Regions from separate parts of the Homo sapiens genome. Here region 1 is linked to region 2. The links are chromatin loops, found by intact Hi-C in ENCODE. Cell type or tissue: psoas muscle. All regions are shown on one strand. Links, peaks and the distances in the headings refer to the core of each region. The heading gives the core; the rest is flanking DNA.

What was found. Hi-C counts contacts between places; a loop is a spot of excess contacts. Peaks named below come from ENCODE experiments on the same cell type or tissue, not always from the same donor. Only the 100,000 strongest peaks of a DNase experiment are listed, where the experiment ranks them.
Region 1: a loop joins it to region 2, with 3 times the contacts of the local background. A loop is called at or near these places in 11 of 110 quality-filtered maps.

The regions. Positions count from the first base shown.
Region 1 is chr10:112,197,930-112,206,266 of GRCh38, reverse strand. It overlaps a transcript of GPAM not described here. Among named protein-coding and RNA genes, the nearest start is that of GPAM, 18 kb to the right of the region's middle. RefSeq lists an enhancer at 3,584-3,633. In psoas muscle, for the core only: no CTCF peak of the experiment used is centred there; no DNase peak of the experiment used is centred there; H3K27ac peaks cover 344 bases.
Region 2 is chr10:112,297,843-112,306,179 of GRCh38, reverse strand. TECTB (tectorin beta) reads right to left here. Exons shown (of 11, transcript NM_058222.3): 8 at 7,949-8,111; 9 at 6,616-6,688; 10 at 4,047-4,079; 11 at 1,142-2,917. The coding sequence ends at 2,868. MIR6715A (microRNA 6715a) reads right to left here and starts at 6,568; the gene lies at 6,490-6,568. It overlaps MIR6715B (microRNA 6715b), which reads left to right and starts at 6,492; the gene lies at 6,492-6,568. RefSeq lists an enhancer at 3,515-3,809. In psoas muscle, for the core only: no CTCF peak of the experiment used is centred there; no DNase peak of the experiment used is centred there.

The DNA.
Region 1 (8,337 bases), core at 229-8,228, 100 kb after region 2:
GAATCGTCACACTGACTTCCACAATGGTTGAACTAGTTTACAGTCCCACCAACAGTGTAAAAGTGTTCCTATTTCTCCACATCCTCTCCAGCACCTGTTGTTTCCTGACTTTTTAATGATTGCCATTCTAACTGGTGTGAGATGATATCTCATAGTGGTTTTGATTTGCATTTCTCTGATGGCCAGTGATGATGAGCATTTTTTCATGTGTTTTTTGGCTGCATAAATGTCTTCTTTTGAGAAGTGTCTGTTCATGTCCTTCGCCCACTTTTTGATGGGGTTGTTTGTTTTTTTCTTGTAAATTTGTTTGAGTTCATTGTAGATTCTGGATATTAGCCCTTTGTCAGATGAGTAGGTTGCAAAAATTTTCTCCCATGTTGTAGGTTGCCTGTTCACTCTGATGGTAGTTTCTTTTGCTGTGCAGAAGCTCTTTAGTTTAATTAGATCCCATTTGTCAATTTTGGCTTTTGTTGCCATTGCTTTTGGTGTTTTGGACATGAAGTCCTTGCCCACGCCTATGTCCTGAATGGTAATGCCTAGGTTTTCTTCTAGGGTTTTTATGGTTTTAGGTCTAACGTTTAAATCTTTAATCCATCTTGAATTGATTTTTGTATAAGGTGTAAGGAAGGGATCCAGTTTCAGCTTTCTACATATGGCTAGCCAGTTTTCCCAGCAACATTTATTAAATAGGGAATCCTTTCCCCATTGCTTGTTTTTCTCAGGTTTGTCAAAGATCAGATAGTTGTAGATATGCGGCATTATTTCTGAGGGCTCTGTTCTGTTCCATTGATCTATATCTCTGTTTTGGTACCAGTACCATGCTGTTTTGGTTACTGTAGCCTTGTAGTATAGTTTGAAGTCAGGTAGTGTGATGCCTCCAGCTTTGTTCTTTTGGCTTAGGATTGACTTGGCGATGCGGGCTCTTTTTTGGTTCCATATGAACTTTAAAGTAGTTTTTTCCAATTCTGTGAAGAAAGTCATTGGTAGCTTGATGGGGATGGCATTGAATCTGTAAATTACCTTGGGCAGTATGGCCATTTTCACGATATTGATTCTTCCTACCCATGAGCATGGAATGTTCTTCCATTTGTTTGTGTCCTCTTTTATTTCCTTGAGCAGTGGTTTGTAGTTCTCCTTGAAGAGGTCCTTCACATCCCTTGTAAGTTGGATTCCTAGGTATTTTATTCTCTTTGAAGCAATTGTGAATGGGAGTTCACTCATGATTTGGCTCTCTGTTTGTCTGTTGTTGGTGTATAAGAATGCTTGTGATTTTTGTACATTGATTTTGTATCCTGAGACTTTGCTGAAGTTGCTTATCAGCTTAAGGAGATTTTGGGCTGAGACGATGGGGTTTTCTAGATAAACAATCATGTCGTCTGCAAACAGGGACAATTTGACTTCCTCTTTTCCTAATTGAATACCCTTTATTTCCTTCTCCTGCCTGATTGCCCTGGCCAGAACTTCCAACACTATGTTGAATAGGAGCGGTGAGAGAGGGCATCCCTGTCTTGTGCCAGTTTTCAAAGGGAATGCTTCCAGTTTTTGCCCATTCAGTATGAGAGAAGTTTATTTATTGCATGTCTACTATGATCTGTTGTTTTCCTATAAACAGCCCACAGCCTGTTTTGATTCTTACTAGCCATGTGAGCTTCATTTCCTCATCTGTAAAACATCAGATTTTCACACTGTTGTCAGAACCTAATGCCCAGTTTATAGGAAAACAACAGATCATAGTAGACATGCAATAAATAAACTTCTCTCCCCAACCACCGAGGGAGTCAGATCTGTGAAAATCATTAGCTTTGCCAGTGTTGCTCTATCTTTACAACCTACTCTTCTTCCCCTACCCACTCCCAACCCTCTTCCCACTCAAGCCAGTGCTGATATATCATCTTAAAATCCCCAACTGTCTATTTCAAGAAGAGCCCCCAGATCTCTTGTGTCACCAGACGGTTGAAGTTGGGCCATCCTTGAAAGGGTTGTCTCTTCCTATCAAAAAAAAAAAAAAAAAAGAACAAAGAAAAAATTCTGTAATAACCAGAGATTTGCAGACAGCATTGTTCTATCTGTGTGCTTGAGCAGGACAATGGCAATAGGAATTGAGGACAAGGGACCTTCTACCATGTGCATTAGCAGCATGCTCCTCCTGGAGGCACTGATTAGGCACGGGTTCTTAGTGTCTCAAGACACCATGCTTTGGATATTGACAGCAGCTGCTGTGCCATCTCCTCCACGGAATACACCTTGGTGTTTGGTAGCCTGGCATAGAGAGAGGCCTCATGTCACAGTGAGAAGGAATTCAGGGTGAGGGAGTTTGAAGCTGTACCCTCCTCTCAGTGAGACACTGACTAGGGGCTCCAAGGAACATGAAGACAGAGTAGTTCTTTAAAAAACAGACTCTGCCTCAAATCCCAGCTTTGCCACCTACTCCCTGTGTGACCTTGGGAAACTTAGTTCTTCTTCCTGAACCGCAGCATCATATCTGACAAGTCTGTAATCATAAGGGTCTTTCTCGAGTTGGACAGTTATGAGAATTAAATAACAGAGTGTATGGAGAGCGTGTGGCACAGTCCTGGTAAATACTAAGTGCTCACTAGAAATCCATTATTGTTAGTAATGTGTATCATCTTAAATGGTAACTCTAAACACTAATGAATATAACATGTTAAACAGATAACAAAAGCAGAAGTTTGAGTGGGTGAAAAATTTGAGGTTGACTCATTCTGTTACTGACAAGAAAAAAGGCTTAGAAAGGGGCAGAGTGGGAAAGCCTTAGTAACTAGGACCTCAATGCTGGCTGTTGGCAGAGCAGGGGCAGATTGCCCCTCTCCAGAGTCCCCTTCAGATGCTGGTTCTCCCATGCTGGGGCTGCTTTTCTGCTCAAACATTTATGGCCCATGTTTAGAAAATTACACAAAAATTAAGGAGAATAAGGTGTTAGACCAGTGTGCTATTTGCAGAGGGAATCTTTTTTGGAGGCTTGTTTTTAGAGGGACTCTTTCTTCAGGATAAGAGAGAAATGAATATTTTGTCTAATACTTTCCTAAATACCTAGGGCTACCCCAGAGAAGGGGGTTTCTATATTTCCATCTTAGCTAGATGAAACAGGAAGAGGAGACTGAGTGTTTCACTGCTTCTCTCTCCCTCCCCTCTGCTCCCCCTACCACAGCGCTGAGAGGAGGCCTGTCCTCTACACTCCAGCTCACACTAACCCATTGCTTACACACCGTCAAGCACCACTGAAACTACCTCCTTTGTCCATTGTTCTCCCACCTTCTCAAAGTTCAGCCCCTGACTCCCAGCCTAGACCCAAGGGATGGCGAGTTGATATTTTGCTTCAATGCTGATATTCGGTCTTAAGAACCACTCTGAATTACTAAACAACAGAGCACAAATAATGTTCACCTTTCCAAATGAGATTTTAGATTTCTCTAGGCTGGCTCAGACCCGTGATTCATATCTTGCCTTTTACCCCTGGCCAGTGACTCATAAGTTTGCTTGAGAAGGAAAGACTGAGGTGTCCAGGCTCCATGGTTGAAAGAAGAAGGGTTTTTAACAGAGTGGCTTGGTACTATTTTGGACATGCTTGAGATGAAAATTTATGTAGGTATTTTATGGTGTCAGCATGTAAAATTATGCATAACTACAATGCGAATGGAACCTTGCTTAAAATGTCATAGATTATTTGAATTAAACTCTACTGTAGTCTTAAGTGATGGTTATAATTCAGTCAAAAGGTTTGGAGTCATAATTCCTATTAGAACTCAATTTCCTATTTTGCCTTTTTAAACTTAACAGTTATCTACCTGCTGTCTTACTTATTAAAAGAGGGCTTACCATGAACATAGTACACATTTGAATGTTCTTCTTTTCTTCACCCCCTCATTTTTAAACCCCTTTCTAGAATAGCATATATAGAACAATGACTTAATGGAGAGATTGGTAACTATGGCTCCTGGGCCAAATACTGCTCACTATCTGTTTGATGAATAAAGTTTTATTGGCACACAGCACATCGATTTTCTTATATACTGTCTAAGGCTGCTTTTATGCTACAAAAGGGTTGAGTAGTTGTGACCAGGACCATATAGCCCACAAAGCCTAAAATATTTACTATCTGGCCATTGATTTTTTAAAAAGTGCTGATTTTGACTTAGAGAATGAGTGTTGGAGTCAGATACATCTGGGTTCAAATCAAGTCTTGGTTCCTTGCTAGCTGTGACATTGGGAAAGTTGCATAAGCTCTCTGCAAAACCTAACCTGTACCATGGGAATGATAAATACCTATCTTGGAGGGCTGTTGTGCAAGTTAATTGAAAAACCTACAGCCTTGTGCCTGGCACAGAGTAAATGCTCAATAAATGGTAGCTATGCTGATGATCTTTCATTCTTTTATCCAACAAATATATATTTGGTGCTTTTTCTATGATAGGCCTGGGGACTACGCAGTGACTAAAATGTAGAAAGTTCCTGCTCTTATGGAGCTCACATTCTAATGAGGAAGATAGACAATGGTCAAGAAAAAAAAATCAACAGGTTATTTTCAGAGAGGGTTAAGTGCTATAAATAAAATAAATAGGATGATATAGAAGAAAGTGACAAGGCAAGGGACAGAAAGTTGCTAGCCAAGTTAAGGTCTAAAAATAATAATGAATCAGCCATGCAAATGTCTGCAGAAGGAATGTCCTGGGAGAAGGGACCATAACCACACAGTCTCTGAGCCAGTGATGAGCTGGGGATGGTCCAGGAACAGAGAGATGACCTTGGGGACGAGGGTTGAGTAAGGCAAGGGAGAGTGATAGAGGACCAGGGAGGAGAGGTAGGCAGGGGCAAAACAATGTGAGAGCTTGTAGTTCCTGAAAAGATAATTGGCTCAGAGGCAGGGATGCAAGCTGAGACCATGAAAGAGCAGAAGTGTAAGTGGGACCTTGACCTTATTCTATGATATTTGTTCTAAGTATCATCATCCATCCTCTTTGGTCTCAGGCATTGGCCACTCTTGAACAGAGGAATGAGTAGGGTCCTCGTGAGTCCTGATCAAAGTGGCAGCTCTTGGCTGTGGCAAGCCCATCACACCCTACTTGGGTTCTTCTCCTCACACTGCCCCCTGATTCAGCAGACACATCTTCTGGCCAATGTCACTACCTCTTTAAAATAATTCCTTTTCAGAAGCTTTTACTGCTTCTCCAGGTAGAGCACTTAAGGTGAAAATCAGTTAATGTAATCTCAAAACTCTAATAAATGTCCAGCAACATAAGACCACCAGATAAGCATTTTGTCTCTAGGGTCACTCAGAATTCACAGCTCAGTTCCCATAATTAGCATTTCTTTTATGTCTGATTCATTGAACAGTTGTGGACAGCCCCATAAAAATATTTTACCTGTTTAAGGTTTAAAAGAAGGCCTTAGATATAATCAGTTGCTCAAACTGCCTCCAGAGTTGCTAATAATAGCTACACAGTATTCCACAGTAGCAAAACACTATTGCATACTTGTGGCTCATTTAGAGGTAAAAGTATCCCTTCAGTTTGCTTACCTTTATCCATTTTGAATGACTCCTTCTCTTCCTCTGCTTGTTCTCTTCTTCATTCTCCTTCTTCATCTTCTTCACCATCAGCAAAACTTTTTATTGGAAGTACTTAGCTCACTAATAGTAATTAATATTTCCCTTACAAAGCCGGGCATGGTTGTTCATGCCTGTAATCCCAGCACTTTGGAAGGCCAAGGCAGGAGGATCCCTTGAGCCCAGGAGTTCGAGACCAGCCTGGGCAACATAGTGAGACACTGTCTCTACAAAAAATAAAAACAAAAATTAGCTGAGCCTGGTGGCATGCACCTGTGGTCCCAGCTACTCGAGAGGCTGAAGTGGGATGATAGCTTGAGATGGGGAAGTCAAGGTTGCAGTGAGCCAAGATTGTGCCACTGCACTCCAATCTCGGCAACAGTGAGACTCTGTCTCAAAAACGATCAACAGTATAGTTGTTGAAGGAAAACTATTCTCTCTCTCTCTCTCTCTCTCTCTATATATATATATATATACATATAGTGTGGACTGAAATATATATATATATATATATATATATATATATATATATATATTTCCTTTACAATGTGTAAATATGTGTTCCTGTCTCCACTTACAATGTGTAAATATGTACTCCTGTCTCCAGTTGCTTTAACATTGTTAAAAGAACAAGATCCAAGTGTGGCTGTCTTCCAAGCCATGCTTTCATACAGTGATTCTTTTTTGATTTAGTTGACAACAATTGTATATATTTATGGTGTACAATGTGATGTTTTGATATGTATACTTATATGGTTTGGCTGTGTCCCCACCCAAATCTCACCTTGAATTGTAATAATCCCCACGTGTCAAGTGCAGGGCCAGGTGGAGATAATTGAATCATGGGGGGCGGTTCCCCCATACTGTTCCCATGGTAGGGAATAAGTCTCATGAGATCTGATAGTTTTATAAATGGGAGTTCCCCTGCACAAGCTCTCTTGCCTGCTGCCACGTAAGATGTGACTTTGCTCCTCATTTACCTTCCATCATGATTGTGAGGCCTCCCCAGCCATGTGGAACTGTGAATCAATTAAGCCTCTTTCCTTTATAAATTACCTTTATCAGCAGCGTGAGAACAGACTAACACATGTACATTGTGGAATGATTAAATCGAGCTAATTAACATATTCACCACCTCACATACTTAATTTTTTGTGGTGGGAATATTTAAAATCTATTCTCTTAACAATTTGCAAGTATACATTATTATTAGCTATAGTCACTATGCTGTACAAGAGATCTCCAGGAACTTACTCCTCCTAACGGAAACTTTCTACCCTTTGACCAACATCTCATTTCCCATCTCCTCCTGCAGCTGCTGATAACCACCATTCTACTCTCTGCTTCTTTGAGTTCAACATTTCTGTATCCCACATATAAGTGAGATTATGCATATTTGTCTGTCTGTGCCTGGCTTATTTCACTTAATATAATAATGCCCTCCAGGTGGCTGGGCGCAGTGGCTTATGCCTGTAATTCTGGCACTTTGGAAGGCCGAGGCAGGCGGATTGCCTGAGCTCAGGAGTTTGAGACCAGCCTGGGCAACATGGTGAAACCCCATCTCTACTAAAATACACACACACACACACACACACACACACACACACACACACATTAGCCAGGCGTGGCGGCGTGTGTCTGTAGTCCCAGCTACTCGGGAGGCTGAGGCAGGAGAATTGCTTGAACCCAGGAGGCGGAGGATGCAGTGAGCCGAGATGGTGCCACTGCACTCCAGCCTGGCGACAGAGCAAGACTCCGTCTCAAAACAAAAAAAAAAACAAAACAACAACAACAAAATAAAAATAATGTCCTCTAGGTTTATCCATGTCATTGCAAATGACAGGATTTTCTTCTTTTTTCAAGGCTGAAGAGTAGTCCGTTGTGTATATACACCATACTTTCTTTACCCACTCTTCCATCAACGGACACATAGGTTGCTTTAATATCTTGGCTATTGTGAATAATGCTGCAATGAACATGGGAGTACAAATCTCTCTTTAATACAGCAATTTCAATTCGTTTGGATATGCATCCAGAAGTGGGCTTGCTGAATCATATAGTAGCTCTATTTTAAATTTTTTGAGGAACCACCCCATACTGTTTTCCATAATAGCTGTACTGCAAACACTGATTCTTAATCTGGGGTCCATGGATGACCTTGGAGGGAGGTTATGAAACTGCTGAAATGGAATGTAATTTTTTACATGTACTTTTTTTCTGGGAAAGAGCCTGGAGTTTCATCAGATAATCGAACTGTTCCCAGATGCCAAAAAGTGAGGAACTACTGCTTTAAAGACTTTACTGACTCAATCAGTAGTATAGTTGTTAAAGGAAAACTATGCACGTTTATACCTGGAAACGAAAAACATGCTGAAGTTGAATCTGGAGAACGCTGTGATTCTGAAATACACCTTTTACCAGCTATGATCTGTGAAAGCAAGTGGGACTGATATCTGGATCCAATGGAACCTTCAGACTTTGAGGGGACTGGACATTTTCCTAGGAACTGCAAACATTACCTAGTACCCACTCTGTGCCAGGTGTTGTCTCAGTGCCTTACATATTTTAACTCTTAATCCTTTTAGTACTATAAAGTAGGTACTATTATTAGCTTTGTTTCATGGATAAGGAAAATGAGGCACAGAGAGATAAAAACCATAAATTGAGTTTACTTTAAACATTCCAAGACCCTTCACAATTGTGGACAGTGTAATTTTGTGATTTGTAATTAATGGTTCACAATAATTATGATTTTGACATGTGTAAATGGCAGC
Region 2 (8,337 bases), core at 213-8,212:
TTATTATCCTGTCTTTGTATTGTGTGTGTGTGTCTGTTTTTCTTCCAGCCCTAGCCCATGTGCTTATGTAAGTTATGTTCATGTAATATAGATTTAGTTCTGCCTTTCTTATTGAACATCATAAGCATTTGGCATCTAGACACACATACACACAAAAACACACGTGTGCATATGCAGACATCCACGTGTGCACACATGCACATATATATGTATGCACACCCTCATATATATACACACACACGTGCATACATACACACACATATGCACATGGAGAAAGAGAGAGCGAGACTGTCTTTATGGATCACAACTAAGAATTTTGATAAGAACACTTTTCTAAATCTATATTCAGTATTTGTTCTATGTCAGCTAAGGATACCTGGGGGAGAATTAGTTTTCTTCTTTTTCTTAATGTTTCTAATTGTGTTTAGAACTACTGAGAATTTACAAGAGATTGTTTTGAGAGTACCTTGTCTTATTTTCTCAAAGAAGAAGTTATGAGACAAGAAGGGTAATCAAACATCATGAGGTTGTTAGTTAATGTCAAGTCAAAACACATCCAGTCACTGGTGAGAGACATTCGGGCTCTATAGGCAGGGATGACCCAAAAGACCTTTTCCCCAAAATGTTAATCATACAGATTGGCTTTACCTCCTTGCATCAGAAACCCAATACTGGGAGTTTTTTAAATGTAAAGGTAGGATAGAATAATTAGAAGTCTGTGGCAAGCCGGGTGCAGTGGCTCATGCCTGTAATTCCAGCACTTTGGGAGGCTGAGGCAGGTAGATCACGAGATCAGGAGATTGAGACCATCCTGGCTAACATGGTGAAACCCCATCTCTACTAAAAATACAAAAAATTAGCTGGGTGTGGTGGCGGGCACCTGTAGTCCCAGCTACTTGGGAGGCTGAGACAGGAGAATGGTGTGAACCTGGGAGGCAGAGCTTGCAGTGAGCTGAGATCACGCCACTGCACTCCAGCCTGGGTGGTGACAGAGCGAGACTCCATCTCAAAAAAAAAAAAAAAAAAAAAAAGTCTGTGGCATATATGCGAGTCTACGAAGCTCTAGTTGTAGAAACCCCTGGGAGAATTGGGGAATTAGCTGTCAACATGATATATTAACACTGTAAACTGTAGTCATAGGTTATTTATTTTAAGGCATTTTATTTATTCCATAGCGCCAGGTAGAGATACAAGATCATAAAACACAATGATGAAATACAGCAAAACTAATACAACATTGGTTTATTCTGACAGCAAAGGATTTGAACATGGCTATGAGTATGCTATTTAAGAGTTTTCTACTAGAACCAATAAAATATGTCTTCTGTTTTTCCTGACTATAAAAACTCTGAATTTACAGAAAGAAGAGATCCTAAACTCGTTGGAACTCCAGCTTAGAGACCAAGTCTAGACCAAATTGAGTCATTTTACTTTAGCCTATTACTAAACAAACATACACTTCATGTATCCGGAGATTTCATAACTAGTTTAATCTCTGAGTTCACTAACACAAGTTGTAAAAGAATCATCAAACTGCAAATTGCAAAACTTCTCAAATACCTTAAATACAGAGAGACAAACCCATGTGTTGTTTTCAAATTATAAGCCTACTAATTAAGTCTTTACATAACTAAGGACTTAGAACTCTGCCTTTTCCTATCACAATCCAGCCAATTCTCTACCAGAATTGGTTCATTCAGTTTGTATTTTGTTGACAATGTAAATCATTTATATGGGCATATTCTGGATCACTGGGGTGGCCAGTTACCAAGATGTGCTACTGCATGCTTTCATTGGCTGCATTTGCATTTGTGTTTCTGATTTTGTGTTAGCTTCATTCTAATGATTGTAAGTGAATGAGACAAAAACAGATGTAAGCTTCGATGTTTAAGTAAAAGCTAAATGAGATCAGACCATTTCTTATAAATGAAAACTTCTTAGTAGAGCAAATAGAGAAAAAATAGCATTGAGTGTCACAAGGCATTTATCTGTAGGATTGGGTCACCAAACTCACAGCACTTGTGTCATTGGAGTCACTTTATAGTCATGTTTCCAGCAGCAGTTTCACTGGGGCAATGCCGTGTTATTAGGTTAAATTAATGTGAGTTGTATTCTTCTTGTGATTATTCTTTTTGTAAATATTCCTATTTAATTTGTAATTTTCTTTTGACTTTAGAAGTATACATCTGCTATAAAAACAAGGAGTTTCTACCTATATCATGTTTATATATTTAACAAATGGTATAATAAAAACAAATTAGGTCAGTACTAGGGGCTTTCAAGAATCTATTTCCTTTATATCATTAGGTTTGAGCAAAACTATTGTATTCCACTCTGAATCCCACATCATCTCCCATGTCATCAGTTGAAAGATTGGAACTCCCTGCGTGGGGGCTCAGCTCTGGTCCTTAAGTAGAATGACACTGCCTCAATGACAAAGCTCCTTTTTGGCAAAGTCAGCTATTAATGTGCGTTGTGCATTTAGTGTTGACTTTGTAGTTGCACCCTACATTCTCTTCAAAATGCTCAGCAGTACTTGGTTGGGTCTGCTAACCTTTTAAAGTTAAAATAGCTTTCAAAGGAATTTACTGCAGCCCTGACTTGAGTATGGAGAAAGGAGGCTCCTCCCCCAGCTGTAGAAGGACTGTGAGATCTAAGGGCCACGGGAAGTAGCCTAAGTTTTTCTTAGAAAGAAAAAGGCATCACCAAATTCACAGAAATTATTGGAGTGCATATTTGGCAAAGTGCTATTCTCTGCCCCCCAACAATGTGGTCTTCTGTTTGTTCTTTTTGGCAGCACAATAAATGTGTTTGTCATTCGCTGAGGACTATTGTGGGTGGAGGAGCGGCAGCTGCCTGGCTAACTCCTATAACACGGCACAAATCCCCAACATCATGATGAGGTGGTGGAGAACATCTGTGGACCAGAAGGGGAGGGAGATGGCACTCAGAGACAGTTCTACAAGGGTAAAGCCAACTCAACAGAAGAGTTAACTCAGGGGTCTTCATAAAATTCCACACATTTTAGACAAAGTCGATTTTGTTCATCCCTTGGGGATTCTGTAGCTCACATTTATCAGTACAAAGAACCTGACAGATAAACCTAGGTTGTGGACCTCTGACAAATAGAAATCAGTGATGGTGCATGGTACTCTAGGGCTTTCAGTGTAGAACTTAAAAACGATGAGAATCTAGGATTGGAATTTTAAAAGTTGATTTACATGATTCTCCTGTAATGATGAGAGCAAAATCTGTCTGTGAGATTATTAATAAGTGAACTGTCTTACCCCATCTCCTCATGTAGTTGCTTCCTTCTTATCATTCAGGTGAGATCTTGGGTCTTAGCTGAAATGTTTCTTCCTCTAAGGGGCTTCCCTGGCTGCTCTCTAAATCACGTCCCCCATTGAACCCCAAATACTCTACACATATTGGCAAGGGAAGGGGCCTTGTCTGTCTTGTTCACGGCAGTAGCCACAAGACCAGTTCCCAGTACAGTCATCATAATCATGGCTGACCCTGACTGGGTGTTTGCTGTTTGCTGGGCATTGTTCAGTGCCCTTAGCTGTAATTAAATATCTATACCACAGCCATGTAGATAGGGGCAATTATTAGCCCAATTTCACAGAGGAAACTAGGGTATGGAGGAGGGGTGAGGTCATTGCCCAAGGTCACTCAGTTAATAAAAGACAGAGCCATAACAAGAATTCAAATATTTGTTGAATGAACAGATCACTGAAAATCTTGTTCTGTAAATGTTGGAATCCAAGGGAAGCCATCTGGGGATGGCTTTACTAAGACTTGGGGAAGTGAGGTCCAGTTCTGCTTCATCCGATTTACCTTCGGTTCCTCCCTCTCTTCAGAGTTCAGGGGCTGGTCAGAGGGAGACCTCTTGATCTCGCCCCCTCTGCGCCACTCAGGTGTGCTTTAAAGTATAATTTTCAATCCTTAAAAGTTTTGCCGGGGCCAAAGTTAAGCTTCTCTTAAAACACTCTCTGCCTTTTAACAGCATAGCCCCACGAAATCCCAGAAGTGTCTCTTTTCCTTACCTGAGAAGCTATAGAGACTGGAAAATCCCCTGCCTGTAGTGAGTAAAGAGAGAATGCAGAAAGTTTAAGAAAAGATCATGGAAAGGAGAAGTCTCAGAGTGATGTTTCTACAACACAAAACCTGGCTGGGGGCTGCGGCTCACACTTGTAATCCCAGCACTTTGGGAGGCCCAGGTGGGCGGGTCACTTGAGGTTGGGAGCTCGAAACCAGCTTGGGCAACATGATGAAACCCTGTCTCTACCAAAAATACAAAAATGAACCAGATGTGGTGGCACGTGCCTGTAATCCCAGCTACTCAGGAGGCTGAGTCAGGAGAATTGCTTGAAGCTGAGATCACGTCATTGCACTCCAACCTGGGCGACACGGTCTCAAAAAAATAAATATAAATAAATAAATAAAACACAAAACCTGACCACAATCCTCCCCTGATTAAACCATCAGGTGCTCCATTGCCTTTCAGACAGTTTATACTGGGGGTTTACAAAGTTTCATCTCACAACGCTTTCTCTCCAAAGCAGGGGTTGGTAAGCTTTCTGAAAAGAAAAAAGTAAATAGTACATTTTGTCAGCTTTGCAGGCCATCCCATCTCTGCTACCACAAATCCACCTGTAGTTGCAGTGCACTGCTGTAGACAATATCTACATGAACGAGTGTTGCTGTGTTCTAATAAAACTTTCTTTAAAGGCACTGAAATTTGAATTTCATATAATTTTTTTTTTTTTTTTGAGACAGAGTTTCACTCTTGTTGCCCAGGCTAGAGTGTAGTAGCGTGATCTCTGCTCACTGCAACCTCTGCCTCCCAGGTTCAAGTGATTCTCTGGCCTCAGCCTCCCAAGTACTGGGACTACAAGTGTGCACCACCACTCCCGGATAATTTTTGTATTCTAGTAGGGACAGGGCCAGGCTGGTCTCGAACTCCTGACCTCAGGTGATCTGCCCGCCTTGGCCTCCCAAAGTGCTGGAATTAGAGGCATGAGCCACCATGCCTGGCCCTGAATTTCACGTAATTTCTACATGTCACGAAATATTGTTGTTTTGATTCTTTTTTTGAACCACATAAAAACGTGAAAACTGTTCTTAATTCCCAGGCCACAAAACCAGGTGGCACCTGGGCCTTGGCCCTTGGCCATAGCTTGGTGACTGTCCTCTAAGATAGAGCCGCTACAGCTTCCCGCCTTCCCACAGGTTTTGCCCACCCTTCATGTCACACTATCCTTCAGGTCTCACTTGGAGATTGTCAGCAGAGCTCTTCTGCAAGCCCTGTACTAGGTTGAATCCCTTTGCTCCATTCAGGATGAATATCCCTTATCCAAAATGCTTGGGACCAGAAGTGTTTCAGATTTCAGATTTTTTTTTGGATTTTGGAATCTTTGCATTATACTAGTTGAGCATCCCTAACTGGAAAACCTGGAATCTGAAATCTAAAATGCTACAATGAGCATTTCCTGTGAGCATGACCTTTGAGCATCATGTGGGTGCTCAAAAAGTTTCAGATTTGGGAGCATTCGGATTTTGGATTTTCACATTAGTGATGATCAACTGTGCAACCATGGCACCAGCCCACTGTCACCCTCCTTAACAGTAATTTCTCTTTCCCTTAGTGTCTAACATCTCTCTCCTTGCTAGACAGTAAATCCCTTGAGGACAGGGCCTGCTTGGGTCACATTTATTTCTGAAATCCTAGTGCCCTGCCAGGCCAGGCAGTGCTGGATACTCAGTAAAGGTTTTTTGACTTGCACATGACATTCTCATGACATCTCATTTTTCCTTCCTTCCTTCCTTCCTTCTTTCTTTTCTTTTCTTTTTTCTTTCTCTTTCTTTCTTTCTTTCTTTCTTTCTTTCTTTCTTTCTTTTCTTTCTTTCTTTCTTTCTTTCTTTCTTTCTTTCTTTCTTTCTTTCTTTATTTCTTTCTGTCTGTCTGTCTGTCTCTCTTTCTTTCTTCTTTTTCTTTCTTTCTTTTTTTTTTTTTTGAGACGGAGTTTCGCTCTTGTTGCCCAGGCTGGAGTACAATGGCGCGATCTCAGCTCACTGCAACCTCTGCCTCCCAGATTCAAGTGATTCTCCTGCCTTAGCCTCCCGAGTAGTTGGGATTACAGGCGTGCCCCACCAAGCCCAGGTAATTTTGTATTTTTAGTAGAGGTGGGGTTTCACCATGTTGGTCAGGCTGGTCTCAAACTCCTGACCTCAAGTGATCTGCCCACCTCGGCCTCCCAAAGTGCTGGGATTACAGGCGTGAGCCACCGAGCCCGGCCCCATGACATCTCATTTTCTATTATTATTGTTCACTGCATGCTCTGTTTGGAAGCTCAGCACTTCCTGATTCTTTGGGGGTATTTGAATTTAGGGTGCAGTTAGAACTTTCAGAGTAGATAACAAACCTCAACTCCTTCGTTTGGCTTGAGCTGTTCCCCACCCCTGGCTGGAAGACTCCAGGAGCAGGTGAAGGTTGTGCCCACAGGCACGACTGGTTTGGCAATTCAGTAAAAATGCTCAAACCGGCTGTGCCTGTGGACGCAGCCCAGCGTGAACTCAACCGTTTGGAAAACAGAGGAAAACAGAGACGCTTACTCCGCAGGGAGAGCTCCACGACCAGGACTCCCCCGGTCTGGTCTCGCAGGAGGCGCTTCCGTTTATCGCAGGTCTGAAGACCCAGAGAGGCAGACAGGAGAGAAGCGGGGAAGGTGGGATGATGCGTGAGCAAAGGGGAGAAAAGAGAAAGAAAAGATATTTTAAAAAGGTCACAAATGGGGTGGAGTCACAATTCCCCAGTCAACAGAGATGAGTTACCTTTTTAAAAAATAACCCAGAAGACACACTGTTCATCCCTTCTCCAACTTGAATACAAAGAGAAAGCTTTACTTTGTTAACTCTTCAAGCCAGAGGGAATCCTTCTGGAAGAGGTCATTGAGTGTGGAAGGGATTGATCCCATTTCCTTTGATAAGGCTTCTACTTACCACTCTCACCACAATAATTAGAGAAGTGGACACTTGCAATTGTATTCTGGTTCATTTTCTTTTCTTTCTTTTTAAAAATATGGCATTGATACTTATCCTTTGATCAACTGTACAGTGTCTCTCCCCTCCTCTCCCTGGCTCTGCACTCTCTGGTTTCTTTCCCTTTTGCTGTTTGTGCTCATAAAGAACCATTTTCTGGCCAAATGAAACAACAGCAATAGAGATTATGACCTTATTTTTGTTGGTTACTATAGGCTATGTGGATAGCAGCCTCTTTGGAAACACCGAGGTCTCCAGTTGAAAGAGACCAGAAAGGAGAACAGTTTGAGATTTGGCATGTCTAAGTGTCTAAGTGGTGGTTCTCAGGCTTGAGTGAGCACCGGCATGACTGCTGGCTTGTTAAAGCACAGCCTGCCCAGGCCTTCCTCTCACGTGGTCAAATCAGCCATGATCCAGTGTCGGGAATTTCTGCAGCATCTCTCTGAAGTCACAGAGGTGAACCCTCGGGCTGTTCAGTCAAGACTAAAAACACCCACCTTTTGAGTTATTTCCACGGCCTGTCCCTGCCACCTAGACCTTGAATTTCCCTTGCCCTTTTCACTTCTTCCAAGTATTTCCAAGTCTGTTATCACTTTCATTTACCTACACTGCCCTCTGATGAGGGAAGGGCCATCATTACTTAACACACTTTGCTTAAGGATGAGAAAGCAGGTCCCAGCAGGTTAGGCGACACATGCCAGACCATGTGGGTTGTTGGAGGCAGGGCAGATAGGGCCCTGAGCATCTGCCCTCACGAGCATCTGCCCTTATACTCAGTGCCATTTCCTCCAGATGTCCTCAGCACACAGCTGCCCTGGCCTGGTTATGATCTCCCCACTCAAACTCCAGCTCCTCCAATACTGGCACCCTTTAGGTAACATTGTCCTTCTGGAGAGAGGCAGCTCACCACTGGGCAGGAGAGTTTCTCACTGTCGCAGATGAACGTCTCACAGTGTAACCACACCTTGGAGAGTTTGGGGATGTTCTGGAACCGGAAAGCATTGAATTGGAAGGTTGCCCTGTGATCTCTCCCATTCTCATGCACGAGGACGGTTTCATCCGTGGGGCAGCTGAGGCAGATGGGGAAAGAAGAGTGAACTGTCATCTCCTTGAACTCCAGCAAGAGCTGCTGAGCGATTTACACACAAGGCTCCCGAGGTGGTTATATGACCTCTAACCTTCCCAGGCATTTTGATTAGCAGCACCTCACTTGATCTTCACAACTGTGAGGTCAAGTTGATGAGCTAGGAGATGGGTATTACTGTCCTCATTCTATAGACAAGGTACGATGGGAGG